5 separate regions of the Homo sapiens genome follow, and regions 1, 2, 3 and 4 are each linked to region 5. A link is a loop called in an ENCODE intact Hi-C map of the cell type or tissue named here. Cell type or tissue: K562. All regions are shown on one strand. Links, peaks and the distances in the headings refer to the core of each region. The heading gives the core; the rest is flanking DNA.

Region 1 (6,093 bases), core at 555-5,554, 270 kb before region 5:
GGTAATCCCCTGCATGGCAAGATCTTTGTATTTCATGGTATTTCCAGAAACTCAAATTGAATCCAACATAGAATAGGCTCTCAGCAAAGGAGTATTAACGATGATATTAGATTTCTCTAGATAGATAAAGATTTCTCAACCCTGGCACTTTTAGCATTTGGGGGCAGATAATTTTTCTTTTTGGGGAGTTGTCCTATGTAAGATGTTTAGTAGCATCCCTGGCCTTGACTATGAGATGCCGGACCCACCACCAGTTGTGACAACCAAAAATGCTTCCCAACATTGCTGAATGACCATTGGTAGCAAAATCAACCTTGGTTGAGAATCACTGCTTTAGAGGAAGAAATGAACTAACATATCTGAGCCTGGGCTATGTGCTGGATGCTTTATTGATGTGATCTCAGTTTGATCTTCACAATAACCCTGTGAGGTAGGTATTACCATGTACAGCTGAACAGACTGAGGCACAGATTATGTAACTGGTTCAAGAACTCTCAGCTTAGATGTAGCAGAGCTAGATTCTGAAGTAGGCCTGTCAGATTCCTATGCTGACAGGAGGCAGAAATAACAACGGAAACAAGATCTGTACAGGCATTCGTGGGTGTTCTACAACTGTTGTTCACATAATCATCATTCTCATGTCTTTTTCAGTTTACTAAAAGGTTGAAGTCTGAATGTATATTTTAAGCACCGATTTCTATTTTTTCTCCGTAGGACTATTAAATGCAGTATTCATAATTTCACTGTAAATTTTCTCCAGTGTCACTTCAGAAATGTATTAAAAGTCAGATATATTTTCACATGGAATGACTACTGGGCTCCCCCTGGTGTTAGCTTTGATTATATTTGACTTTAAAGGAGCTCATGTGTGACCGCATTTCAAATTAATGAGAGCTTTCTCTAAGAGGCAGTTTAAAAAATTCAGCTGGCTCTCATTGATTGCATTATAAAATTGTTTTATTCAGATTTTGCAAATATTATATTTAAGGGCCTAATGTAACTTAAGTTTTATAATGTTACAAAACAACTAATTTGAATTTGTTGTTCAAATTATTTTTTATGGACCCAAAGAGACATTTGAGAATATGGGAGTAACTGGCAAAAACAAACATATACAGTCATGAGCCACATAACAATGTTTTGCTCAATGCCAGACCACATATATAACGGTGGTCCCATATATTATAACACTATATATTTACTGTACCTTTTCTATGTTTAGATATTCAAATACTTACTATTATGTTACAGTTACCCACAGTGTTCACCACAGTAACATGCTGTACAGAAACCCAGGAGAAATAGGCTATACCCTATAGCCTAGGTGTGTAGCAGGCTCTACCATCTAAGTATGTGTAAGTACACTCTGATGTTAATACAACGAAATCGGCTAATGATAAATTTCTTAGAATGTGTATCCCTGTTGATAAGCAATGTATGATAGATGTGTGTGTGTATATATATATACACACACACACATATATATGTATGATAGATGTGTGTGTATATATATATATGGAAATGTTCAGTCTCACTTTGATGAAAAGAAGTGCAAACCAAAATAATGTGGTAATGCTGTACTCTACCAACTAAACAAATTTTTCTTTAAATAACACCAAATTATGTGAGGGCAAAATAAAATTGAAACAGTCATGCTTTGCTACTGGCCTTCTGGTGCAATAATCTGGAATAGTAACAATATGCAGAAAAAGGCATAAAATCTTGTGTATTCTTTGACCTAATCATCCCATATCTAGGAATGGTTTAAACAAATACTTCAGAAGGAGTTAAAGCTATTTTTGCATAGATGTTCATTACAGCATTGATTGCAATAATAAAATATTGGAAACAGCCTAAGTAGTTAACAGTGATCAGCTTGGCCTGGCCTGGTGGCTCATGCCTGTAATCCCAGCACTTTAGGAGGCTGAGGCAGGTGAATCATCACGTGCCTGTAATTTCAGCTACTCGCGAGGCTGAGGCAGGAGAATCATTTGAACCTGGGAGGCAGAGGTTGCAGTGAGGGGGATGTTGTGCCACTAGACTCCAGCCTGGGTGACAGAGTGAGACTCCGTCTCGAAAAAAGAAAAAAAAATTCCCCCCAAAATATCCCAAACAATGAAAGATGGTATATTTAACTAAATTATGGTACAACCACTTTAGTATAGTTGCAGTTAAGGTGGGCTTTAGAGTCAGACTATCTGGGTTGAAATGCTGGCTCCAGTGCTAGTTCTGTTGCTCCAAAGAAGTTGAATCTCTTCATTGGTAAGGTGGGTATAATAGTAGTACCTAGCTATAGGATTGTTTTGAGGATTAAACAAGATCAAGTGCATAACACATTTAGAAAAAAATGTGTGGTACAAAGTGCTCAGTATATGTCTTGATGCAGCTATTGAAATTGAGAATTTAAAAATAAGAATTATAAAATTACATAACCACTTAAAAATCTAATGTTATGATATATTTCAAAAAACATGATATTGAAAGAGAAAAATGTTCTCTATAAGCATAAAGGTTGGTGGAAAAAATACAAAAATAAGAATAAATATGTCAAAATGGGAAATGATTGATGACCTTTCCACTCTCAATTTTCTATTTTACTATTATCACTTAAATACTAAAAAGTAAGCAGCTGGAACTCAGAAAAAAGTGTTTTAATTTATGTATTCAACCAGTCATTAATTGGTGTCTTCTGTGTTTTAGGCACTGCAAAATTTGGCTCAACAATTAAAACATTCTCATAAAAAGCTTTATAGTTTTATAAATATACAAAGCTTTGTATTTTAGTAGAAGAGACAGGCATAAACATTAACACCTTTAACTAGAATGTGCAACAAGGTCACCAGAAGGACATCTAAATGACTCTAAGATGGGAGGGGGGGAATCGTCAAGGAAAGCTTCACAAATGATGTAATGTATAAACGTATCCTTGAAGGACGCATAGAAACTAATTAAACGAAGAACGGCAAGAACATTCTAGAAAAGTTACACAACTCATAAAGACACAGGTGAATTAAAGTGCAATGGGTTCAAGGAACTGCAAGTAGATTGGTTATGACCACAGCATAGGAGAGTGTGGTAAGAGCCTGGTGAGACAGCTAGGGGGAGCAGTTGAGAGATGTTAATCGGAGAAATGGCAAAGGGAGAGAAGTCCTTATGTATGTAAGACTTGATGATGGGGGGTATGTGGGTGGTGAGTAAGAATAAGGAACTTCGGCTCCAGGAGGACAGGATCTCATCTGATGTGTACAGCACTGTTTCTCCAATGCTGGAAATATCTATCAAAGAGACACTGCAGGAGAAAGAAAACACCGTATGCATGTAGATGTTTGTTTCAGCATTATTTATAATAGTAAAACGATTAGAACTGTGCCTGATACTTCGTAAACTCTCAATATCATAAATCTATGACTCTAAAGTTTAGGGAAGAGGCCGGGCGCGGTGGCTCATGCCTGTAATCCCAGCACTTTGGGAGACCGAGGTGGGCGGATCACCTGAGGTCAGGGTTGGAGATCAGCCTCACCAACACATAGTGAAACCCTGTCTCTACTAAAAATACAAAAGCTAGGCGTAGTGGCACAAGCCTATAGTCCCAGCTACTTGGGAAGCTGAGGCAAGAGAATCGCGTGAATCCAGGAGGCGGAAATTGCAGTGAGCCAAGATAGTGTGGCTGCAATCCAGCCTGGGCGACAGAGAGAAACTCCGTCTCTCAAAAAAAAATATAATAATATTTTTTAAAAAAATAAAGTTTAGGGTAGAGGACTCAGGTTTCTTTGGGACACTTAAGCATATAGATGACAATTAATAACATACATTTTAGAGACAGATAGAAACAGAGGCATACTGGTAGACTGACAGAGACACAGTAAGAGGTTTATGGTTTTGCTATTAAACTCATGAATTATGCTTTAGTGTGTTTTTAACATTCCAATATGTGGTAGGGGTGATTACCTTTTTCCAAGACAGACATATTAAAATATACACTATAATTGTGAATGTATTCTTTGTCATACATTTCTGCTGTTTGTTTTCTATAAAGCTGTGTTTTGGGGTGTTAACACAATGAGAAATAGTGTATCTACCTATATTTTCCGCTTTTAATTTTCAAATTACTTTTTCATTAAATATTATCTCTGCCATTAATTTTGCAAAATAATTTTTTTGGGGGACAGTTTTGTCTGGAATGTAATTTTTCCACTCCTTTTCTTCTAAATGTTCTTCTGTGCCAATAAATTTTAGGTATTTTATAACCAAGGTATAGCTGTGTTTTACTCCTAGTCAAATACTGTCTTTTAAATGGCAAATTTAATCGGTTAAACTTCATTTTGATATTTGGACTCATTTCTAATGTTTGACTTTGCATTCTAATTTGTCATGCCAGTCCTTTCTGATTTCCTGCTTTCCACTGGACTATTTTTTTTTTTTGCTATTACCTTCTTTCTAGTCTACATTAATTTTATTATTTTAGTGGTTACATTTAATATCATAAAATATAAACCTGACTTAAGAAAATATAACAATCAGTATGTCTGTCCTCCTTATAAACAGTACAAGGACATCAACATGCTTTAATTTGTTTCAGCCCCTTTCATCTTCTGTAACTACTCTCCAGTGTTTTTGGTTTTTTTTTTTAATATTCTAGTATTATTGTAGGTTTTTTTTTTTTTACAACTAGTGTATTTATTTAGATAGATTTATACTTTTACCTCTTCCTTTGGCAATATTATTGCTTATTGCATCTCAGTCTTTCTTCTGAGTTCAGTCTTTTTATTTCAGTACATTCTTTAGCATTAATTCTTCTAGTATGAATCTGAGTGGCAAAACTTTCCAATCTTTGTCCAAAAATTATTTCACCCTTACACAAAAAAGAGTTCATCTGAGCACAGAATTTTAAATTGAAAGGTATTTTGCTTTAGAACTTAGAAGGTGTTATTCTATCGTTCCATGACTTCTGTGATTTCTGATGAGAAATCCATAACATTGTAGTGGAGGAAGCAAAACTTTACTTCTACCCTCAGGATATTTTGGTTGGGTTTGAGAATTAAATTGACATGAGAGGTCAACAGGAGAAAAGCATATAAATTTATTGAATGGAAGTTTTACGTGGCACAGGAGTAGGAAATGAAGACCCGAAGACAAAGAATGGAATGCTTATGTGAAGAATCTGACAAAGTGAAGTAAGTTGTGAAAATGTGACAGCAAAGGGGCTTGGGTTAGAGTAATTAATTAGGTGGAGAAGTGACTAGAGAGGTAAGGGTTGGTGTAACAAGGTTTATTTGTACAGATTTTCCTTGGCCTTAATTTTCTGTCCTTGATGAGAATGATACTTTCCTTCTGGTATAGGGAGGGCATCTTTCATCTCCTGCTTTTAAGAAACAAAAGGAAGGTCAGAGTGTATGTGCATCTGCTGTTTTTCAAGTGTCTATCTCCAAATAGTCAATATGTCAGAGTGACATATTTTGAAATGGTGTGTTCTGAATTCCTTCAACGTGATTTATCATAAAAAGTAAAAGGAGGCTGAGCATGGTGGCTCATGCCTGTAATCCCAGCACTTTGGAAGGCCGAGTCGGGCGGATCACCTGAGGTCAGGAGTTCGAGACCAGCCTGCTGAACATGGCAAAACGCTGACTCTACTAACAATACAAAAAAAAAAAAAAAATTCGCTGGGTGTGGTGGCAGGCGCCTGTAATCCCAGCTACTCAGGAGGCTGAGGCAGGAGAATCGCTTGAAGCCGGGAGGCGGAGGTTGCAGTGAGCTGAGATGGTGCCATTGCACTCCAGCCTGGGTGATAAGAACAAAACTCCGTCCCTGCCCTCCCCACCCAAAAAAAAAAAAAAGTAAAGGGAAAAAAGTGGCATATATTTGTCTCAGTTGCTGCTGAAGTTTTATTGTTAATAGCCAATATTTATTTTTAATTAACAACTTTTAGCAATTTTGGAATTACACAAATCCCATAAAAACCCAGCATTAGGCATAAGACAGTGTCATATTAGTCTGATTATAATAAAAAATAAGTCAGCCGGGCATGGTTGCTCACGTCTGTAATCCCAGCACTTTAGGATAAGGCCAAGGTGGGTGGTCAGGAGTTCGAGACCA
Region 2 (6,093 bases), core at 750-5,749, 49 kb before region 5:
GTAGACAGATGACAGATACACTGGAGAATGCTGAAGGAAGCAGATAGGAGTCTAGGCTTTAGACCACACCTTCCAAGACGTACTACTCATGCCTGATGAAGTATTACCAAACATACCCCTGGGCCAATAAACAAAGCAGGAGCAAATGTGTTTGTGTGTGTATAACTTTCTACACAAAATACAGAAAAAAGTGATTCAATGTTCAGCATAAATAAAATTTTGTGTTTTAGTATTGTTTTATTTCAAAGTACATCTTGGTGAGAATGCATTATTTTGAACTGGATAAAAGCCCCCCACTACTGAATCCCAGGTCTCTCTATGAAGCCTGAATAGAGGCACTGTAACTCTAATGGCCAAAGGGCTGGCCTGGAAATTCTCCCTTCAGCTGCAAAAAGAGAAAAAGAATAATCCAAGCAAACAAACAAAACAAAGAAATGAGCAAACCACTACAACACAAAACCCTTGGGATGAGATGAGTACTAGACTGGGAAAGTGATAGCTCTGGTATTCATGTGTGTGTGTGTGTGTGTGTGTGTGTGTGTGAGAGAGAGAGAGAGAGAGAGAGCACATGAGAGCACACACAAGACCCTATAGAGGAACCAAGTAGCTTATCTTCTTCCTTGGATTCCTCTATCTCATAGCCTAGAAGACATGGGGTGATCCTAGCCCCTGGTAGTGTAGGACAAGGTAGAGTGGGACTGTGGTTTTAAAATACTTTTTAGACCGGGTGTGGTGGCTCATCAACACTTTCGGAGGCGGAGGTGGGTGGATCACCTGAGGTCAGGAGTTTGAGACAAGCTTGACCAACATGCTGAAACCCCGTCTCTACTAAAAATATAAAAATTAGCTGGGCATGGTGGCAGGCACCTGTAATCTCAGCTACTCAGGAGTCTGAGGCAAGAGAATCGCTTAAACACAGGAGGCAGAGTTTGCAGTGAGCCAACATCATGCCATTGCACTCCAGCCTGGGTGACAAGGGTGAAACTCTGACTCAAAGTTAATTAGTTAATTAAAATAAAATACTTTTTTATTTGGGGCTGGGTGCAGTGGCTCATGCCTATAATTCTAGCACTTTGGGAGGCCAAAGTGGGAGGATCACTTGGGGGCAGGAGTTTGAGACTAGCCTGGGTGACATAGCAACATGCCATCTCTACAAAAATTTAAAAAATAAAAATTAGCTGAGTGCAGTGGTGCACACCTGAAGTACCAGCTACTCATGAGCCTGAGGTAGGGGGAATTACTGGAGCCCAGGAAGTTGAGGCTGCAGTGAGCAATGATTGGGCCACTGAGCTACAGCCTGGTGACAGAATAAGATGCTGTCTCTAAAAACAAAAAACAAACAAAAAAAACCCAAAAACCTTCTTATTTTAAAATGATTTCAAACATATAGAAAAATCAGAAAAACAGTACAAAGAACACTCATATACTTTTTACCTAGATTGTTAATATTATACATTTGCTTTTTCTCTACCTATCCATTTATTTATATGTCTTTATATCTCTTTATATATATATATACTTACTGAAACATTTGAAAGTTGCAGATAATCATCTTCCTATATTACTCAATACTTTATCTTTAAATTCAAATTCAAATTTTACCAGCTGTCCCAATCATGTCTCTGACAACACTTTTTCCCCTCAATCCAGGATCACAAATTGCATTTGGTTGCTATCTCTTTAGTCTCTATTAACCTGGAACAGTTTCCTGGCCTTTCTTTATCTTTCATGATATGAAATGACAATGAATTTTTAAAGGTTAGGTGTTTTGTAGATTAGTTCAGTTTTAAAACTTCACAACAAAGTGCCAAAGATGTCTTGGCAGCAGTGCTCAAAACAGGTTGGAGATGCATAGGAGCCACAGAGAAGGGTCTGGTTCAAAGGCCAGTGGTCGTCTCATTACAGCACTGCTCCATCAGGTCTAGGTCTGGAGACTTGGTAGCACGTCTATGGCCCCAAAGTGTGTAGAGAATGTTGAGAATTGCCTAGGGTGGCAGACTTAGAGGAAGAAAGGTTGGTATGAGGCCTGTCTAAAATTGAATTTGGCTATAGAGTTATGGAAGGGTTTTAGGCCATGTCTGGGTGGAATCAGATTCAGTCAGCAAGTAAGGGGTCTTTGGGAGGTGAGCTTAGGCTGTCTGGGCCCCTTCGAGGAGGGCAGATTTTATGGGGAAGGGCTCTCCTAGAAGAACCTAGTTTAGGATGAGCAAATCACGCAGGTTCATTCTCCACTTTACCCTAGCACTTCCTAGGCTCAGTGGTGGTTTTGAACTTTTCCCATCCCTGCAATTACTCCATAAAGGGAATGTGCAAGGAAGAGGGGAGGAAAGAGATGTGAGTTCTGCCAGAGGCTTCACTGTTTCATTCCCAGATTTATTTGAAACCAACCCTCCTCCTGTACTTCATGCTCTCCAAGCTCATGGTCCTGGAACTTCACATTTACATAATACGGAATTTTTTTTATTACCCTTGATCTTTATGCATGCAATCTTTCTGAACACCCTGGACCCCCTCCTTCTCTTGGTGACCTTTTCCTTCTCCAAAACATGGTTCACCAGTTATTACCTCTGCAGCAGTGGTCCTTCCAGGAGTTGCTTGCTGCTTTGTTCTTCTCTCAGCCTCAACACTTTTTCTTATCTTGTTACAGCATTTAGAATGTAATGTTTTGTTTTGTTTTTAAAACACATCTTGGCTTTCTGGAAACTTATATAGAAAATAATTTTTTTTCCCTCAATAGATATATGGCTAGGGTCCAGCCTAATGTCTGCCATAGAGAAGCCTAATGTCCAGCCTAATGTCAATAAATGTTTATTGTGGGCATAAAGGAATACATTTTAAAATAATGGAGTGTTTAGGTAAAATTAGGATTATTAGCTTGAGTCATTTAAAATCATCCACAAGAACCAGATCAAATGTACATGTCTTTAATACTGGTGAAAGAAGTAGTTACGCTGTCTTAAAGGCAAAACGATATGGACATAGCCACCAGAAATACAAGAGTGCCATCTCTTGGTAAACCTGTTAGCAGACAGAGAAGACACTGAGAAGCCATGTAAAATATACTTGATAATGTGTCTCTTATGTAGGTTATGTAAAATGTGGAAGAAAGATGGAAACAAAATTGAGAGACGTGGTTATGGCATTTTCCAGGAAAATTGGAAAATATTTTCTCCTAATAATTCATGCAAAATGTAATGATATTTTTTAATGCAGAAGAAAACAGTGTAACAAAAAGCATTATAATTATGGCAAATTGTTGAATGCTTTCTCCACCCCTGCCCTTTCCACTCAGAGTAGGAATGAAATAAGGATGTCAGTTATCACACTTTATGTTCAATATTATATGGGAGATGCTAGCCAGTGTACTGTGGAAAGAAAAATAAATGTTAATGTTAGATGTTAATGGTGTAAATATTTCAATTGAAAGGCAAAGATTGTTAGAATCGACTTAAAAATGCAAGAACCAAACACGTTGGCTAGAAGAGAAACATCTTAAATATAAAAACACAGATAACTTGAGAATAAACATATTAAAATATATACACTATGCAAACAGAAAGCATAAAAAGACTAAAATGGCTATAATAATAACAGCTAAAATAGAGTTTAAGACAGAGAGTGTTACCAGAGACAGAGTGATATTTTGTATTGTTAAAGGAGTCAGTTGCCAGCCTGGCCAACATAGAAAAACCCCATCTCTACTAAAAATACAAAAATTAGCCAGTCATGGTGGTATGTGCCTGTAATCCCAGCTACTCGGGAGGCTGAGGCATGGGAATTGCTTGAACCCAGGAGGCGGAGGTTGCAGTGAGCCAAGATCACACCACCGCATTCTACCCTGGGTGACAGAGTGAGACTCTGTCTCAAAAAAATAAAATAAAATAAAAATGCCGAGGTGGGCGGATCACCTGAGGTCAGAGGTTCGAGACCAGCCTGGCCAACGTGGTGAAACTCTGTCTCTAATAAAAATACAAAATTAGTTTGGCATGCTGGCACATGCCTGTAATCCCAGCTACTTGGAGGCTGAGTCAGGAGACTCGCTTGAACCCAGGAGGTGGAGGTTGCAGTGAACCAAGATTGTGCCACTGTACTCCAGCCTGGGCAACAGAGTGAGACTCCATTTCAGAAAAAACAAAAACAATGACAATAGAAAAGTGTCATTTCATCAAGAAAACATAATAATCATAAATGTATGATTCTAACAACAGAGTTTCAAAATACATAACGAAGTTTTAAAATACATAGCAAAATGTCATAACAGAGTTTCAAAATACATAAAGTAAAAATGGAAAAGAAAAGACAAAATAGACAATTCTACAATCACATTTGGAGAGTTTAACACCCTTTTTTTGGTAATGATGCAATAACTAGACAAAATATCAGTAAAGACACAGAAGATCTGAACAATCCTATCTATTATCTTGAGCTAATTGATTTATAGAACATTATACACAATATCTGCATGCACATTTTGCTCAAGTACACATGATATATACATCATGATAGATCATATTCTTTTTTTCTTTTATTTTTAGTTGACATATAATAACTGTACATATATACGGGATAAAGAGTGATATTTTTATATGTGTACACAATGTGTAATAATCAAATCAGAGTAATTAGTATATCCATCACCTTAAACATTTATCATTTATTTTGTTGTGAGTATTCAAAATTCTTTTCTAGCTTTTTGAAAATATACAATAAATGAGAGTTAACCATATGCACCCTACAATGGTGCAGAACACCGGAACTCATTTCTACAATCTAGCTGTAATTTTGTCACCATTAACCAACCTCTCCCTATCCTCCCCTCCTTGCTACCCTTCCCAGCTTCCGGTACCCACAGTTCTGTTCTCTAAATCCATGAGCTAAAAATTTTTCTCTACTTTCACATATGAGTGATAACATGTAGTATTTATCTTTCCAATCCTAGCTTATCTTACTTAACATAATGTTCTCCAGTTTCATCTACGTTGCCACAAATGACAAGATTGCATTCTTCTCATGGCCAAATAGTATTTCATTGTGTATATATGCCACATTTTCTATCCATTTGTCTGTTAATGAACATTTAGGGTTGACTCTATATATCAGCTCTTGTGAAGAGTGACGCAATAAACATGGGGATGTAGGTGTCTCTTTGTATACTGATTTCCTTCCCTTTGGATAAATAGCCAGTAGCAGATTTTCAGCCTCATCTGGTAGATCTATTTTTAGGTTTCTGAGAAACCTCTGTTGTCAGTAGGCTGGTTCAGATTCTTGAATTCCCTGCACAAAAGAATTTGAAAGCCAGTCCAAAGTAAAAGTAGGCAAAGGAGTTTATTGCAAGGTGAAAGTACACGCTGATAGCAGAGTCAGGGTCGGCTACTTCAGCACCAATTGACACTGAAGAAACTCCCGTTATGGGAGTCCTACGTGATTATCCATGAGGGGGTGGGAATGGGCATTGTTGTTAAATATGTTTTGGGTGGTCTCTTGAATGTGCATGCAATATTGCCATACACGCTAGTACATACATCACATGTATTATTAGCATTTTAATTCTCTACCCAAGGGTGTGTTTCTTACTATTAAAATGAGTATATGTCAACCTGAGAACACAGCTTGTGGGTTTCTGCACTTGCACGAACTTAGGGATTTTCCCTCCTGCTCTTCTACCTCCTTGACTGAGGATATTCTAACCACTAGCCCCAGATGCAGTTTGTGTAATGTCAAGAGATTTGTTCTCTCCATCAATTTGACAAGTTTCTTGTTTCCTTTCAAGGGAGGCTGTGACCACCCTATGTAACCTACCTCACTTCCATACTATTTTGCATAATGGCTATGCTAATTGACATTTCCACCAGTGGGACATAAGAGTCCCCTCTTCTGTACATCCTCACCAGCATTTGTTATTTTTTGTTTTTTTGACAATAGCCATTCTAACTGGGGTGAGATGATACCTTATTGTGGTTTTGATTTGCATTTCCCTGATGATTAGTTATTTATATGGTTTGGCTGTGTCCCTACCCAAATCTCATCTTGAATTGTAACTCCCACAATTCCCATGTGTCCTGGGAGGAACCCAGTGGGAGGTGACTGAATTAT
Region 3 (6,093 bases), core at 436-5,435, 200 kb before region 5:
ACAACAAAGCCACAAGCAATAAAAGAAAAAATAGATAAATTAGACTTCATAAAAATCAAAAACTTTGCTTCAAACTTTGCATCAAAGGACATTAACAAGAAAGTAAAAAAAGACAACCTATAAAACGGGAGAAACAATTTGCAAATCACATATCTGATTCTTATCAGTCTAGTATTTAGAATATCCAATACACTCTTATAACCCAACATCAAAAGACAAATAATTAAAATGTGGGCAAACACACTGAATATATATATTTCTGTAAAAAAACAGAAGAATAGCCAATAAGCACATGAGAAGATGTTCAACATAATTACTTATTAGAGAAAAGCAAATCAAAACCATAATGAGATGCCACTTCACATTCACTGAGATGGCTACTGAAAAAAAAAGAAACATAACAAGTGTTGATGAGGATATGGAGAATTGGAATTCTACATTGCTGGTGAGAATGTAAAATAGTCTGATGCTGTGGAGAAGAGTTTGGCAGTCCCTCAAAACGTTAAACCTAGAATTACCACATGACCAGCAACTCCACTTGTAGGTATATACCCCACAAAATTGAAACATATCTTCACATAAAAACTTGTACACACAAATGCACATAGTGGTCTATTCACAGCAGCCAAAAGGTGTAAACAACTCAAATGCTCCTCAGTGGATTAATGTATAAACAAAATGTAGCATAGCCATACAGTCGAATACTACTGGGCCACAAAAAAAGAAGGAAGTATTGCTACGTGCTACGACATGAGTGAACTTTGAAAACATGTCAAGTGAAACAGGTCAGTCACAGACATATTATGTAATTTCATTTACATGAAATGTACAGAATAGGCAAATCAATATAGACAAATTATATCAATGGTTGCTTAGAGCCTAGTCTGTGTTTGGGTGGGCCCATGGGTCAGCTGTTGGCTTTCCTGAGGAATCTGGGAGTGAGGGGCTCTGATTTTCCACCCGAGGAACAAGGCAGAAAGACACTGACCACTGCATTTGAAGTGGACAAGACCTCTCCATTTTGTTGGACCAGAGGCTACATGCGTGTTTCCCATGGATTAGATGCAGGTCACAGAGGACTGATAGCCAGGCCCAAGGGACCACCTAGAAGGGAGAAGGGATATCCACAAAGGGAGATTTGTGTGGAGTGGATCTGTGATGCCAAGGAGATGGGCAGCTGGAAAAACCAAGTGCATTTCCTGCCTTGTCAGCCTCTTATGCATGAAGAAAAGGGTCTGCTTTCAACACCTACTGGCCCAGGGAGCATGTGGGCAACTGACAATGGGGCCAAACAAGCCAGAAATTTCCATGCCTGCTTCCCCTCCTTTCTCTCCTGGTCACACCTCAGGAGGGGTCAGAGGTGGGGTCAGCATCCTAGCGGATGAGGAGAAAAGCCAGACAGAAGAAAGTGCTCACACCCCTCTCCCTGAAGGAGAAGGTCCGCCTGCAGCTTTGTCCCAGCTGGAGACACAGGGAAGGAGTCTTGTATGTGTATGACATTTGACTAGCTAAATTCCATATTTAAATAAATATTTTCAGTTATCTAACTGGGAATGTATGCTTGCTATTTAAAGTGACCACAGTACTTTTTACTACCTAAGAGGGCTTAACAAGGAAATAAATAAATAAATAAATAAATAAATAAATAAGAGTGTGGGGTATAGTGGGGGTGGGATAACCTAGATTTAAAATTCTTTCTTCACTGAGCAGGTTTGAAGGGAAAAGGTAAACCCTTTGCATCCTCACTTAATTTTCTGAATTTGTTCAAAAGTTATTGGAGGCCAGGTGCAGTGGCTCACATCTGAAATTCCAGCACTTTAGGAGGCCAAGGTGGACGCATCACTTGAGCCCAGGAGTCAAGACCAGCCTGGGAAACATAGCTAAACCCCATCTCTACTTTAAAAAAAAAAAAAGTTATTGGGATAGGGTAGGGAAATAATAAGCAAGGTAGGCTGCCTCACTGCAGGGCCAGATTAAGAACAATGATGCCCTAAACGCAGACCAACCATGTTGCCACCTTGAAACCATCCCTATAAACTTTACAAAATTAATCAGAGAAGAAGGGAGGGGGAGAAATGAAAATAACCAAGCTTGCAGCACATCCAGCACTAATCATGAAGTCAGCTTATTCTCTCCTGCTTTCTCATAGTTGTTTGTTGCCTGCTGCCTCAAAATCACGTAGACCTTGTCAAAAGATTACAGTTTCCCTTAGCTGCTCTGCAGATAACAACTTAAGCATTGTGAAACGTTAAGTTTTCTATTTGAGTTATTCTTTCAGGTCCTGCCTATCTGTGAAACTACTGTGTCAGTTGGTCTACAGGACCCCACAGTGAGCTGGCTCACCAAAGAATACATCCTGATGGCTTCATCCCCCTTACCCTGACCACTCAGTAACCTCAGTTTTCTAGCCCTTGCCCTCCAAGACTCCCTTAAAAATCCCAGCACAAGAGTCCTTGGGGGAAAAGGAGTTTCCTCTGGAAATGGAGATCCCTCTGAGGATTCGCCCAGTCTTCTTGCTTGGTCACCCTGTATTCATTAAATTCTTTCTCTGCTGCAAAACCTATGTGCTGAGTGCATTAGTTTGTTACTGAGTAGTGGGAATATGAATCTGGTGGTTCTGTAACACCCTTGGCCCTTCCATTTCTTAACATAAAGAGCTTAAGTGTTCCTTAAACAAATCAGCTGACGAGTTAAATGCTAGCCAGACACAGCCAGCTTTCAGGGAGGCAAAAACCCTCAGAGCATGAGACAGAAACAAATGTTATATCTGATATCACCTTCAAATCAAACTTTTAAACTTTAGTCACTCACCATGCCAAAGAGCACATTTGAAAAAATTTTAGATTAAATCTAAACAGCAAATAAAGACAATTACAAAAAATGTTACTAACATCATATGACCAGTGAAAGACTTAAGGGCATGACAGCTGGGGGAAAGCTCTGTGGTGCCCTCTTTTCTTGGTGCCCTAAACACAAGCTTATTTTGCTTAATGGCTAACCTGGGGATGCTCCAGCAGGACACGGTGTGGGGAGCCACAGTGGCCCAGTGAGAGGTGTTAGAGCCTGTGCAGGGCGAGGATTGTGTTCATGCAGGAGGACAGCCTGGCATAGGATGCTGAAGCCTGACCAGGTGCAGAGGGTGTCTGAGCTGGGTGACAGCCTCGCCCACTGAAGTGGGTTGAGGAAAGCTTCTAGGCAAAGTTGTGCAACTTAGCAAAGATGTCCGTGTCCAAGAGATGAGGAAGGTCCAGGAGGTGTGGCCTGTGTCAGGGAATCAGAGCATGGGCAGGAAAGGAGAGCATCCACAAGGGGGCATCAGAGTGAGGGGTGTAGGCCTGGGAAAAGAATGAGAAGGATGTCTGGAAATGGGATGATGGTGGCACACAAGGGGATTGACAAAGTAAATACAAACATTAATCCTAATAGGAGCTCACTGCTGGAAAAGAAAGTTAAAAATATGGAAAAGTAGAAAACTTGAAGAAACTTTGTATTGGACTGGAATGGATGGAAGTACTGGTGTAAATTCATGGATATGAATAGAAAGATAGGTAGGTAGGTAGGTAGGTAGGTAGATAGATATGTATGTATACACATATAGTCCCTAACTTTGTCTACCTAGCAAACCTGAGGGCAGAGGCCCCAGAAGCCATGAACACATCTACCACTGAGATCTTGGTTTCTAAATACAATTCTCAAACATTAAGAGGAACCAGAGCTTATTAGAGTGAGGACTGATTTCAGGGCTTGGTCAGGGAAAAACTCAAGATGACTCTGGAATTTTGTTTTGTGCCACAAAGTAAGAAAGTGCTCAAAGAATGATGAAGAACCTCCAACTGGCCAAAATTGAGACAAATTGAGCATCAAAGTAAACAAAAATAGTAATATATTATAAATCACTAAATAAAACAAAATTATGAGCTTTACTAAAATAAATAAGTGAATAAATTGAAAGTCTGATGTAGGATGAAATATTTACATAGTTCCAAAGTATGTAAATATTTACATAGTTCCAAAGTATGTAAATATTTACATAGTTCCAAATTAACAAACTACCTGTTGATTTCAATGGGAGAAGGAGTAACTTTGCAGAGGCAAAACCTGATAGGCCCCACCTTAATCAAATGAAGAGCCAGAAATGGTACATATCAGCATCATATGACTCCGGTATAATGACCTGAGAAGAACACAGGGACATCTTTGTGGTATCCCTAACCTGAATTTAATCATGTGAAAACATCAAAGAAACCCACACTGGGGAACTTCTACAAAATAACTAGCCTGCACTCTCTAATCATGTCATCAAAGTCAAGGAAAGACTAAGAACAATTCTAGAGTTAAAGAAACTAAAGAGACATGGCAACTAAATGCAACATGAAATTCTGAAGTGAATCTTTTGGCCGAAAAGAATATCACTGATACAATTGATGAAATGTGAATGAGGTCCCAGAATTACATGGTAGAAATGTATCAGCATTAGTTACCTGATGTTGACGGTTGTTTTGTGGTTAAGTAGAAAAATGTCCTTGTTTGCAGGATACCCTAAAGTGTGTGAGTGGTGTGGAGATGATGGTGAGGGCATCATGCTAGCAACTTACCCTCAAATGGTTAAGGAAAAAAAGCTCTTTGTACTACTCTTAAAAACTTTCCTGTACCTTGAGATTTTTTTCAAGTTAAACAAATAGGGAAGGTAGGAGATAAAAAATAGAATTGCATTTTGATTACATCCCTTAAGTCATCTTTGTTCAACTCAATGGTTATAATGTTAACAATACTCCATCCGGGTATTTGGTAAACATCTGATTTAATACCCCAATAGATTAATGAAGCCCAGATCCATGGGTCTGGAAGACGGTGGAGAAGCTCTTACCCCTATTTATGTTCCGTCCACAACATTATTCACTCGAAGAATTCAGTCCCAGGAAAGTTTTGCTTCCCTCAAAGCAATGTTGTTGATATATTTTTATTAGACAAAGAGCTTCTATTTTATTTTTTAATTGCATTTTCTATTTTATTTTTGATACTAAGAAGTTCAGAACTAAATATGATGCTCCATTGCCCCTTCAAACTAATCCCAAGTTCCTTGTAATATTAACTTTCTTTGATCTAAAAAGTTTTAATATCAGGAATGGAAGTCTGATTTTAATATTAAAAGTATATTTTATTAATAAATCACAACAAAGAAAAATATGCAATCATCTGAATAGAAGCTACAAACACATTTAACAAAACTCAATTTCTATTCTTGGTTTTTGATTTTCAATCTAAAAAAGAACAAAAAGACAATTCATTGACATAATTAAATGCCTATTTTAAATTAACAGCCAATTTATTGTTTAAGAATATGCCTAGAGGCTGTGCAATTAAAGCCATAAAGAATAAAGGAATCCCAATATTAGCCCATTATTATTGTTATTATTTGCAAATGATGAGGATCATCTACCCGAAAACACAAGAATCTATTATTCAAAACGAAACCAACAAGATAGCTTAGCAATAGTTTTTTCAGTTAAAAAATTAAATATATTCAAATGATATCTTTCCAATATTCCTGAAAATACAATGAATAAAAATCAGATTCAGAAAATATAAGATAACAACCTTAAGTTTTGTAAGAAATGCATAGGAAATGCAGGAAGCAAACTAATACTTGACTGAGGAAAACCTGAAGCCAAGTTCAGCAATGGAAGTCTTATCATGTTCTTATATCAGTATTATTGAGTACTATTGATATTGAATATTGACATTGAGTACTGTTATAACTACCAATTTCTCCCCATTGGATTTATTGCAATTCAGTGCAACTCTAAAAACACTGCTACAGGTCTTTTTAAATAAGGTCCACTGATTATAAACTTTCCTGGAAGAATAAACAGCTGATACTAGAAAATAATATTTTCAAAAGTGAAAATGATGTTTTTTTTGACCTGCCTGATATTTACAAATATTAAAATTTAGACCACTGAATATGTTGTAAAATAGGTCTAGTAATAGATATTAAACTAAAACTAAATATTAAGCCCAGAAATAGACATAAATATACAGAGATTCCTTTTACTAAAAGTTGGTATTTTAAGTCAGAGAGGAAAACGCAAA
Region 4 (6,093 bases), core at 571-5,570, 100 kb before region 5:
TTTTCTATGAATGAATGCTATTGATATTTGTGTTATAATACTGTATTTGGCTGCTTTGCTAAATTTTATCATTTCAGTTTTCCAGGTTTTCCTCTAGGATTTTCCAGGTAGACAGTAATCTGTCAAGCAGGTAAGTAGTTTCTAAGCAGCAGCACAGGGGCAGCTGCTAGGCTAGCTTGCCACATTTTTACATATTTAGCCAGGAAGGAGACAATGAATCCAAATGTTAGACAGTTTGTCTTAATCAGTTTGGGCTGCCATGAAAAATTACTATAGGCTTAAAAAATAGAAATGTATTTCTCACAGTTCCAGAGGCTGAGAAATCCAAGATCAAGGCACCAGGAGATCCACTGTCTGCTGAGGACCCACCTCCTGACTTGCAAATGGCCGTCTTCTCCCTGTATCCCCACATGGCAGAGAGCAGAAAAAGAGAGAGAAAGCAAGCTCTCTCTTGTTTTATAAGGATGCTAATCCCATTCATGAGCTCTCCATTATCATGGCCTATTTACCTCCCAAAAGCCTCACCTCCTAATTCTATCACAATTGAGGTTGAGGTTTCAATATCTGAATTAGGAGAGAACAAACATTCAGTCCATAGCACAGTTTATGCAAAACTGTTTTGCATAATAGCAAAAACAGTTTTTTTGCAAATAGCAAAAACAAAATCAACATGATGTTACATCCCTGTTTGACTAGTTCCAAAAGAAGACATGAAACTGGAAGGGCCAAATGACAAATGACACAAGAGGTGGGCTGTTCTGTCATTGAGGAGCCAACTCCACACTACAGCCATGCAATTTTATAGCCTGCGTCTACCCAAAGGGCACATGTAGAAAGTCCTATGCCTCACTGGAACCAGAGAAGTGATAGATGAGAAACTACCTCACAGCAGCTTCCCACAATAGAAGTAACTTCCATCTAGTTGGGGAGGCTGATGATAAGTGGCCTTGTGACAATTCCTCACAAAACTGCCTCTTCACATATAAATATAATATAATTATAATTATAATATGATATATTACAGGGAATTCTGCCATACAGGGGATTCTGGGAGGATCACAGGGCATTCTACCATAATGGATCAGAGTGCAACTGAGTCTTGCCTGTGTGGCCTATGTGCAGATCTGCAAAGTTGCCAGGGTGCCATAGAAGAGCCACTGTCCTCCACAAATCATATGATTATTTTACTCTGTTTGTTTCAGTAATTAAACCTCTTCTCTAAATACATTATATAATAGTCTGAAGTGATGATTTAAAATAGTGATAATAGTAGACTTGAATTTCTCAGATATAATACACATTTTTCTTTGATATATATTTCTGCCATGTTACTAACAGGCTTTAATTAAAAATAAGTATAAAATATTAGCATCTACCTACCCATTTAGCAACTAGTAGATGCATATGGTTCTTTTCTCCTTTAATTTGTGTCATGAATTCCATTTATAGTTTTTATCATTAGCAACAATAGAAGCCATAATAATGGAAAAATATCCTGAAAATGCTGTGGCAAAACATTTTTCAATCTAGAATTCTATGCACTGCTAAACTACAACTATAGGATGGAGTAAAATAAAGACATATAGACAAAGACTGAAAAATTTTACAACTCACAGAAAGACACTTAAGTTAATGTATAGTAAAAGAAAATATTTTCACCATTTGGATTTCAGAAATCTAAAAGTTTTATAACACACTGTTAGAACATAAGGAAATGAGCAATGAAATAAATTATTGATAGATGTGTAATTTGTTGCAGCCGTCTGTGAAGAGCAATTTAGAAGTGTCCATTAATATTTAAACACAGATACTTTTGACCCGCAAATTCAACCAAGAGATTTTCACCTGTAGTTACACTTGCACTGGTGTGGGCTGAAGTATATGCAAGAATATTCATTGCTACATTGTTAATAGCAAAGAAAGAAATCAATAATATAAAACATATAGCATTTAATATGGTGAACACCCTGTTAAGAGTGCTTTACATATGTTAACTCATTTATTAACTCTCCCAACAATCCTCTGAGGCCAGAACAATTATCATCCCACATGACAGATGAGGAAACTGAGGAGCAAAGCTGTTAAATAATGTGGCAGGCACTGTTATGTGTCTTTTACCTCTTGTGGAAAAGACAGTCTTATATGTTGACAAACCCATTTTTCTTTTCCTGAGCTACTGGACTGCTCATTCCCATCATCCTTTGAAGTCACCTTCTATGCCTCCACTGAACAGCCTGCATTAGATGGTGATGCCAGTAGGAAATAAACATTTGCTTTCTTAAACCTCTGAGATTTTGTACAGTTTACTTGTTAACACTGTAAAGTCTAGCTTACTCTGACTCATTCAGAAATTGGTACCAGAGGTGGAGTACTACCTTAACAAAAAACTAAAATAATTCTCCTGTCATTGCTCCATGAAAAAATCATGGGGGCAGTGAAGATAATGCAGTATGAACTGTATTTCAGTGAGGATGGGGCACAAACTGGATGCAGACAAGTAACAGCCAATTAGTTTTCAAGGGTAATGTGGCATGTTTCACTTCTTTGTTGTCTGGGCCAAACTCCATTTTAAGATCCCTACTTCTTTATTCACCTGTATGTACTTTAAAAAGAGCTCTAAAAGCAAAAAACTCAGTTTTCAAGCCTCCTTGCAACTAATGTGGTCTTGATGCACATTTCTGGCCAGGAACACATAAGGATTTTCTGATTTGAGAGTTGATGTGAACTCTGGATATGCACCCAATGATTATGAAACAAAAAAATGAGGAGGGAAGTCAAAAGACTTGGCATAGGTGTATTAGCCTAGAGGTGACAGATAAACTGAAAATCTCAGTGGCTTACAAAAATAAAGATGTATATCTTGTTCACACTACATTCATTGAGATTGGCTGTAGCCCTTCTCCATGTCATCTTCCTGTCAAGATCTAGGTCAGTAAGGTGGATTCTATGTGGAAGATGGGTGGTTGCATTATGGAGAGAAAATAAATAATTTGGTGAGCCATGAACTGATGGTAAAAGTTTATTGTGGATGTGACTCATGTGACTTCTATTCACATTTTATTGACCAAAGTAAGTCATATAGATATGCCTGATGCCAATTGCCTAGGAAAGTATCACCATCCCAGAAGGAAGGGCAGAGATATTTGTAATTAAAAATACAATTCATCACAATCCAAACTTCTGATCACAAATATTCAGTTCATGCTCCTTTCCACACACAAAATATATTCAATGGGTGCCCCTCTCCCACTCCAAGAAAGAAAACCCAAAAGTCCTATCCAGTCACAGCATCAGCACTGAAGTGCAGGATCTCATGACAATCTCTGCGTAAGTCTGGATTTGGGTCCTTTTGTTCTGAAACCAATAAAATGACGTCTGCCCCACCTCTACTCTACCGCACAACCGCATGTACAACAGTGGAACAGGAATAGGATAGCTACAAAAATAGGAAACAGAAAATACTCACTTGTTGGAGGAAATTATGAAATCATCCAGGGCAGATATTGTAAAGTTTTTCTACACTGGATGTGTACTGACTGATTCCTTGCTTAGTCCATAGTTCTTCACCCTCAGAACAGCTCGTTGTTTTCCATGGCCTTTGGCTCCACCTTCTGGGGAATCTTTTCTTTTCCATTATTCCTTTTGGCCACATTTGAAGAGGACATTGGATATGCCCCTCCTTAGGAACTGAGCATCTTTCACTGTCCATCTTCTGCCAAAAAAATTGAAAATAAATAAAATTTAAAAATTGGTATACCAGGGTAAACCAATATATTTTTTGAGTCCTGAAGTTATGGTCTCCTTTAGTCCAGACTGATTTGTACAACTCTCAAGGCCCTTTACATTGCCTTGCTTACAACCAACTTTGCATGCTAACTTTACTTGCCACCCCTCCCTTCCCAATTAATTTGAAGATGTGCTCTTCTCTCTTCAAATCTTTCTCTCGACTTAATTTTGGGCACTTCAAGCCTATCAGATTCCCATGGGAAAGCCATGTTCTTTGTCTCATTTTTCTGAGCCATTTTATTGAATCAAAAGTATTTACTAGATACTATCTTAATTCAGAGGTTTGAACAACAAACATGAACAACCTCATTGTTTTGACTTTAGTTCTTGTCATGAGAATGACTTTTAACAAGTTTTTTGTTTCTTAAGTCATTTCTCAATTGAGATGAAGTTTTTTTCTTCCAAACCTAAAAGTCTAGATATTCTGAAACTGGCCAATTATTTTTGGGCCTCCTATATTTTTGGAGAACTTTGTCAAATGCAACCAATAGTAACAAAGGCACACTACTAACAGCCAATATCTCAACCACTTCACCCAAAGCAAGAAGCTCATTAGATATATTATCAGCTTTCCAAGTTGCTTTGGGCAAAAGTTTAATGTATTTCAAAGGTTATGCTTCTAGCCTCCAAAATTTTTTTTCCTTTGCCTCCTGATAAGTCCTGAAACCAACACTACACGCATTTTGGACTTTTGTTTGTTCGTTTGTTTCTCTTGTGGTAGCATTTGACTTCCAGTACTAATTTTTTTTAAACCAGTCAGAACAGGGTAGGTTATGCTGCAGTAGCAAATAATCCCCCAAATCTCAATAGTTTACAAGAACCTCCTTCATTCTACATATGCAATGGACAGCTGTTGCTCTGTTCCACATCATCTTCACAATAGCACTGGATTGATAGGACAGCTTCCATCTAGAACATAATAAGTCTCATGACAGAAAAGAGAGAGCATTGAAAAAGTTTTTGACTGGAAATGACACATCATTTTGGCTCAAATTACAGTAGTCAAATTAAACCACATAAACAATTTTGATATTAATGAAGAAGGGAAATATAATCCTTCCTCAAGAGAGGGGAAGAAAATATCTGTGTACAAATCATTGGTGGATCAAAAAGTAGAGCGAGCTTCGATCCTTGTTGTCATCATTATATCACTGCCTTACTTTTGAGCTGTCTAAACCAGTGTTTCCAGTTCATGAGTTCAGCTATTCTAATTTACTACTTAACTCACATGTTAAGGTTTTGGTTTTCTTCAGTGACAGTAATTATCAGGTTTCTTTACACATCTCATGCATAACTGTTTGGTCTATTCCTATTCACTCTTTTTGCTATTATAGTCATCATTTCTATTATTTCTTCTTGTGTTCACTTATCTGAAAATATGAGGATGGCTATTTGAATTTCCTTAACTCATGGTAGATTGTTTCCACATTTGCTTTATAATTTCTGATGGTGAGAACATAGTAAATGGAAATTTACTTGAGGGTGCTCTAATGGCTAGGAATTTAGCGATTAACACTTTTGAGATGATTTCTGTTTGTTTCTGCTAAGTATCACCAAACTAACTATTTTTGTGTTCATTTCATGGCTTTCCAGGTCATGTACATATTGTACATTTGAATCCTAAAACAAAGCAAGTACAAACTGGTATTTATGCACTCTCAACATGGGCTAACAGAGAAAACCTATCTTGTCTCCCAGTCCCAATAAACATATGTTTTCTAGTTTACCTGCCACTGCAGCTATGGCTTTTTGTGCATCCTGGCTTTATGCAGAGTGACAAGGGGGAAAAGAGACTCATTGAGGAAATTTTAACTGTAATGTCAAATAAAGAAGGACATTAGATTGGTACATGTAACTAGAAAAAAATATGTTTTATTCTCTTGAGTTGTTGGCATGATGTTTTTTAAAGTAGGGTGATACATGATGGACATTGTGTGATAAGAGTTGGTTTTGACTTGACAATGTAGCTGAATGTAATTCAGGATAGGAAATATAATAGTCAGTTACCTCTATTTCTATTGTGTAGGATGACCTTGGAAGTAGCAGTCATGACCAATTTTAGAAAAATTATAAGATAATAATAAAAAAGACTTGAAGGGAAAGAAGCCATCTTTCTGCCCTCAAATAGATTCATAGCAGCAAAGGCAAATATAGGAGAAGTGGGCCAATGAAGATGAAGTCAGGAATGCTTTGATGTGCCTCCAATCTCCTCTTCAGTAAGACTAGCCATGCCTATCTTTAACCATTGTCTTAGTCCCTTTCATGCTGCTATAACAAAATATCACAGACTGTATAATTTATGAATAA
Region 5 (6,093 bases), core at 329-5,328:
GCTACAGTGCCCAGGCTGGTCTCGAACTCCAGGCCTAAAATGATCCTCCTGCCTTGGCCTTCCAAAGTACTGGGATTACAGGCATAAGTCACCACGCTCAGCCATCTGGTATTCTTTAGCAACTGTTTGGTAACTTAATCTTTCACTTTTTGAAAACAAAAAATAGTTTTTTTCTCATAGTTTTCTAACAAAATCTTCATAACTGAAATAATTTCTCTTTATCACCTCTTCTTATAAATATGGTTTTCTTTTTTTAAATAAAAATTTAAGACATTTTATAACTGGCCAAATTTACTAGCTTAGATACTATTAGATAGTCAATATTTTTTGTTGGATATTTGATTTTTATTTCAGGCAACTAATATCTATTCATTTTTGCACTGTTGGAAGAAAATTACTGATCAAATTCACTATGTATTTGCAGAAAATGGCTTTCAATATTGTCTACTTTATCATCCTTTTTTTTTTTTTCTTTCTTCCTTTTTAGATACAGGGTCTCACTATGTTGCCCAGGCTGGTCTCCAACTTCTGGGCTCAAACAATCCTCCCTCCTTGGCCTTCCAAAGGGTTGGATATGTTTTATCTACAGTTTTGTTGTTTTGTTCTGCTACAGGATATTTGCAATTGCCATTTATCATGAAATTCATGACATACCTTCTTCCACTCTCCTTTTTATCTTTATTGTTCTGGTTATAGGACTAGCTTTGCATCTCTACTCAATTCTGTATCAGTAGTATGCTTTCATTTTAAATTTTAAGTTTGTCCATATGTATATTGACACAGGGTCTTGCTCTGTTGCCCAGACTGGAGTGCAGTGGCAAGATCAGGGCTCACTGCAGCCTTGACTGCCTAGGCTCAAGTCATCCTCCCACCTCAGCCTCCAGAATGGCTGGGACTACAGGCACGCACCACCACACATGGCTCATTTTTTTGTATTGAGACAGGGTTTCTCCATGTTGCCCAGGCTGGTCTTGAACTACTGGGCTCAAGCAATCCTCCCACCTTAGCCTCCCAAAGTGTTGGGATTACAGGCTTGAGCCACCATGCCTCGCTTCTACACTTATTTTTAATTCTAAAATAATTTATAATAATAAATATTAACAATTAGATTTAATTACTGATAAATATTAAATGTTAAATAGGTTTTATTAAATAATTAAATAAAAATGAAAATAATCAGTATTTCAATTTAATTACTAATTATAATTCACAGTTATCCTTGTAACTCCTAATGTCTATATAAAAGATTTTTATATTTTTTAATTCTTAAAATTTTATTATTTATTTCACACCAGGCCATCACTGTGATACATTTTTTAAAACACATTAAATTATCACCAGAAAAGTGCTGTGATGGAAAATATAAATTGAAATACCTTTTCTGGTTAGGAGAGTAATTCTGTTTTTCTGATAGAGAATAGAAGAGTCCTTCAGGCCCCTCCAAACTGTCATATTCCGGGCATCGGGTGTCCCCATCCTCACTTCAGTCCACAGGCAGGGTCCTCAGTCTTCAGCGCTCCTTCTCTTTCCCCTTTGTCTTGTGTCTCCTTGGGTCTCTTTTCTCCAAGACCTAAACTCCCTGAGGACAGGACTATTTTTTACATCTTGATGTCACTCCTGAGCACTTGCTTTAATGTGTTGGACACTGGGTCCATTAAAGATTGTATGTGAAATTATAAAAGAAACGTTTTCACCTTTCTGTGGTACAGCTATAATTTCTGGTTTCATTTACCAACTGGGTGAAAGTGGACCAGTGACACCATTTGTCTGGGCCTTCCTTTCCTGAAATATAATATTGGGGCAATAGTCCCTGGTTCTTGTAAGGTGTTCAGGCACAAAACGCTAGGCATGTAACATACTAAATGAGGTTTTCCCAGTTAATTTATATGATTGCAAAGGACGTTCATATACACGGTCTGCTAAAGAATTCTGGGGCCAATTAATCTCTGTGGCATGATGGGTAAGTCGATCCCTTCTCTGGGCGTCTATTACTTCAGAAAAGGCATGAACTCAATTTTAGGGACCACACAAAAAAATTTATTCACTATCGTGTAGGACTTGGTCATTAGAGAGCTTTTGTTTCTTTTTTTTAAAATTTTTTTTAATTTTTATTTTCGTGTATGTGAATTTAATGGAGAGCTTTTAAATAACCAGATATTTAAATAACCAGATAATACAGATGCCCGGCCTGCTCCAGACAAATTAGAAAAGTATGTAGGTGAGGAGGGACCAGCCAGAAGGCGGTTTCAGCTCTGGAGTGACACTGAACGTACTTCTCTTCCAGGGATGTCACGAGGTGTCAATTTCTCTGGCCTTACCCAGGTCCATGCCCGCCCCCAGGGGCCCCAAGAATGACTTCAGCACCCCACCCCCACCTCCCTCTCCAGATGTGGGTCCTGGGAGCGTTCAAGGCCCGTCAGTCACTCGAGCCACCCCTTGGCGGCTGGACCAAATCTTGGGCTGCCGCCTGGATCTGCAGCTGGAAAGCGCCGTGACCACCGGTGTCCCCAGCTGGAGCAGGGCGGGCTGCACGACTCGCGAGGACGCCCTGAACCGCGGCTTCCTCTTTCATAGCCGCAGGACTCGTGGTCAGAAGGCCGACTCCAAGCCTCAGCGGATCCACGAAATGGCCTCTTTGAGGCTGTGGTGAAATTTAAGATACCCTTTCCCTGCCATTGTTACTGACGTACTTCAGCAAACAGGTTAAAGTTCTGAAAGGACGTGGTCACGACTTTATATTTCTTACAGATTTGTGTCTCATGTTTTGTGCGTAAAAACCATTCGTCCTCATTTGAGATTCTCATATCCGTAATTCAGTTATACATAAAACTGAATTCAGTTATATCATAAAATGTTCCCATGCGGGGAATGATTCGTTGGGGTCTCAGCCTGAGGCCAGACGCAGCAGAGAGATCGGGAGTTGGGGGATGGCGGGCGGGGAGCGGAGAGGAGGCCGCCCGCCGCCAGACTCAGGGTCCAGCAGAGCAGCAAATGCTCCCCGGCTCCCAGCCAGGGCGCAGCTGCTGGCCTGGGGCCGCCCCTCACGCCGCAGGAGCCCCGCCCGCAGCGCCGGCCCTGCCCCTGGCCTGTGAGGGCGCCAGCGCCCCCTACAGCTTGCAGTCGCCCTGCGCGCCTCCCCGCGAGGCTTGTTTTCTAGCGCCTCTGGTGGGCCGCCTCCCGCAGGCCTGGTGTGAGCCTGGGGTCCGTTCTCACAGCTGGATCTGGGGTCTGAATGCCGCGCCCTCTGGAGAGCCACAGATGGGTCTCCGCTGATGCTTCTCTCAATTTCCTCTAAGAGCGAGAGCTCCGGGAAAGGAGCCGATCCTGGTGGAAGACTACAGGTCTGAGTCCACTGGACGAAAAACGAGGTGCGTTAAGAGACCGCGGGAGTGGGGAAATGGGGAAGTGAGGGTGGGGACTGGGCAATGGGGGCGGGACGAGAGGTCTGGGGCTGGCGGGGACAGGGCTTAAGAGAGAGCCACCCCTCCTAGCCTTGAAGCTGTACCGAGCTTCCCTGTGATATTTTAAAATGCAAAAGTACAAAAATTGAAGTAATGGAACTATGCGTACGCACCTCCTAGATTTTTAAAGGTTAACGTGTGACTGTGTTTACTTCAGATGTTCCTGAAATAAATGAAAATGACCAGTTAAAATGAAGGAAGAACGCGCTTGCGTCCCTCCTAGAGGTCAAACACTCTTCTGAGGATAGGTTGTATGCTCTCAGCGCCTCTTTTTATTAAAAGTATTAAGAAGTACTTTTCCAAATATTAGATGTAGTGTGTCATATCATTTAAACGATTTTTTTTGTTTAAAATAGTCTTTTAAAAATAATCTTTTTATTTTTAGATTTTTTTGAGACAGAGTCTCGCTGTGTTGCTCAGGCTGGAGTGCAGTGGCGCCATCTCCCCTCACTGCAACCTCTGCCTCCCAGGTTCAAGTGATTCTCCTGCCTCAGACTCCCAAGTAGCTGGGATTAAAAGCGTGAGCCACCACACCCTACCAATTTTTGTATTTTAGTAGAGATGGGGTTTCACTATGTTGTCCAGGCTGGTCTCGAAATCATGACCTCCACTAATCCACCTACCTCGGCCTCCCAGAGTGCTGAGATTACAGGCATAAGCCACCGTGCCTGGCCACTTTAATCATTTTTGTTTTTGCATCTAGTCTAAGAAATTCTGCACTAAAATTCTGCACTATTTTCTTCTAAAATTTTAAAACATTTTCTATCTGTGTCTTTGTTAGATGTAGAAACTTTTGTGTATGATATGGGGTATAGCTATAATTTTATTTTTATTCCATATGAAAGCCAGTTTCTCAGCCCAGGTAATTGAATAGACCATCCTTTCTCCACCAACTCTTAAGGCTACTTCTGCTCTATTGTGTTCATAGTAGTTTCTAGGCTTTCTGTTTTGTTGTACTGATTTCTTCACCTATTTTTGCATCAAGGCTCTCCTCTTGGGGAAATAAAACAATCCTGCCAACCAAAGACCCCTCTGGATCCTCAAACACGCCATCAGCATGGAAGGCCGCTATGGCATAGCGAGAGATAAATAGGATTCAGGCAGTGCTGTCCTTACATCGCAATCATTCAGGTAGTTAGCAGGAGCATCAATCAGTACAGATATCCAGAGCTGATGGTCTTATTTGTATGAATGCCCAGTGCATATGGGATTGGAGGGGAGGGCTTGGAGTGGGATGAGGGGCTAGTGGGATCCAGAAAGGGGCTAGTCTTCAGGTCTTCCCTGGAGAGTATGTAATCTCTTATAACTAAGTGTTGATTTTTGTTTTGTTTGTACCTTCTTTAGATATTGAAGTATTCGCTAAGGCTTAACATGTAATATATTTAAATCTTCATATGAATACGTTTATCTGATAGATTTTGGTGAGACATAAACTATGAAACAAACAGAAAGATGGAACATGAGAAAGGGTCAAGGGTGGCCTTGGTTAGGGATGGCAGCTTTTACAACTATGAGCTAAGATAAAATTTAGAAGGTTTTCTTTTTATTTTAATTAATCATACCACTATTTTTCTCCTTTAATTTCCATATATAATGAGTTGATTGTAGTATTTTTATTGTGCTTAACTATTTTAAGATAATAGTTGTCTCTCCTCATTTTAGCAAATAATATATTTAATGAAAAATCAACTTTATTGAGGAATAATTTATACACAGTAAAATACACCTGTATTAATTATACAATTTGATGCGTTTTATATACCCAAACAGTTACTACTGTAATCAAGTTACAGAACACTTCCGTCAACCTAGATAGTTTCCATTTGTAGTATCACCTGTGCCGCCTCTTCCATCCTCTTGGCCCCAGGCAGCCACTGATGTACTTTCCATAATTACAGCTTAGTTTTCCCATTCCTAAAATTTCATATGAATGGAATTTATATCATATGTATTTTTTATTTTCCTTCACATTTTTGAGATTCATCCATTTTGTGTATATATCAGTAGTTTATTCCCTTTTATTGCTTTATAATATTCCAAGATATAGATATATTGCAATTTTTTTTTTTTTTGAGATGGAGTTTCCATCTTGTTGCCCAGGCTGAAGTGCAATGGCATGGTCTTGGCTCACTGCAACCTCCGCCTCTTCGGTTCAAGTGATTCTCTTGCCTCAGCCTTCCGAGTAGCTGGGATTACAGGCGCCCGTGACCATGCCCAGCTAATTTTTTAGTAGAGATGGGGTTTCACCATGTTGGATGGGCTGGTCTCAAACTCCTGATCTCAGGTGATCCGTACATCTTGGCCTCCCAAAGTTCTGGGATTACAGGCATGAACCACTGCGTCTGGCCGATATATTACAATTTATTTACCCATTCACCTGTTGATGGACACGTGGGTTGTTTCCAGTTTATAGCATTGTGAAACAAAGCCAGTATGAACATTTGTACATGTCATAGTATGGACATGTGTTCATTTATCTGGGAGAAATGACCCAGAAATATTGCTGGGCTGTATAAGTGTTTAATTTTATGTTAGAAACAGCCAAACTTTTTTCAAAGTAGTTGTAACATTGTCCTCTTACATTCACAATATATGAGAGTAGTTTCCTCCACACCCTTGCTCACCCTGGGGA

The links. Peaks named below come from ENCODE experiments on the same cell type or tissue, not always from the same donor. Only the 100,000 strongest peaks of a DNase experiment are listed, where the experiment ranks them.
Region 1: a loop joins it to region 5, with 4 times the contacts of the local background. A loop is called at or near these places in 33 of 110 quality-filtered maps.
Region 2: a loop joins it to region 5, with 2.7 times the contacts of the local background. A loop is called at or near these places in 6 of 110 quality-filtered maps.
Region 3: it touches region 5 in a loop (10-fold over the local background); 42 of 110 quality-filtered maps call a loop at or near these places.
Region 4: a loop joins it to region 5, with 2.7 times the contacts of the local background. A loop is called at or near these places in 12 of 110 quality-filtered maps.

The regions. Positions count from the first base shown.
Region 1 is chr6:25,717,517-25,723,609 of GRCh38, forward strand. No RefSeq gene overlaps it. Among named protein-coding and RNA genes, the nearest start is that of H2AC1, 6.0 kb to the right of the region's middle. In K562, for the core only: CTCF peaks have their summits at 825 (motif pointing left) and 3,092; DNase peaks (open chromatin) are centred at 825 and 3,095; H3K27me3 peaks cover 186 bases.
Region 2 is chr6:25,939,734-25,945,826 of GRCh38, forward strand. No RefSeq gene overlaps it. Among named protein-coding and RNA genes, the nearest start is that of SLC17A2, 12 kb to the left of the region's middle. RefSeq lists an enhancer at 5,877-5,936. In K562, for the core only: a CTCF peak has its summit at 3,004 (motif pointing left); a DNase peak (open chromatin) is centred at 3,008.
Region 3 is chr6:25,785,427-25,791,519 of GRCh38, forward strand. The region is part of intron 12 of SLC17A1 (solute carrier family 17 member 1); the gene reads right to left. Among named protein-coding and RNA genes, the nearest start is that of SLC17A4, 34 kb to the left of the region's middle. In K562, for the core only: a CTCF peak has its summit at 3,314 (motif pointing right); a DNase peak (open chromatin) is centred at 3,305.
Region 4 is chr6:25,887,040-25,893,132 of GRCh38, forward strand. No RefSeq gene overlaps it. Among named protein-coding and RNA genes, the nearest start is that of SLC17A3, 16 kb to the left of the region's middle. In K562, for the core only: a CTCF peak has its summit at 3,614 (motif pointing left); a DNase peak (open chromatin) is centred at 3,622.
Region 5 is chr6:25,989,551-25,995,643 of GRCh38, forward strand. TRIM38 (tripartite motif containing 38) reads left to right here. Exons shown (of 8, transcript NM_006355.5): 8 at 1-1,681. It overlaps LINC02980 (long intergenic non-protein coding RNA 2980), which reads left to right and starts at 3,117. Exons shown (of 3, transcript NR_186645.1): 1 at 3,117-3,368. RefSeq lists a silencer at 2,926-3,235 and an enhancer at 3,226-3,435. In K562, for the core only: CTCF peaks have their summits at 3,128 (motif pointing left) and 3,861; DNase peaks (open chromatin) are centred at 2,421, 3,081 and 3,431; H3K4me3 peaks cover 1,951 bases.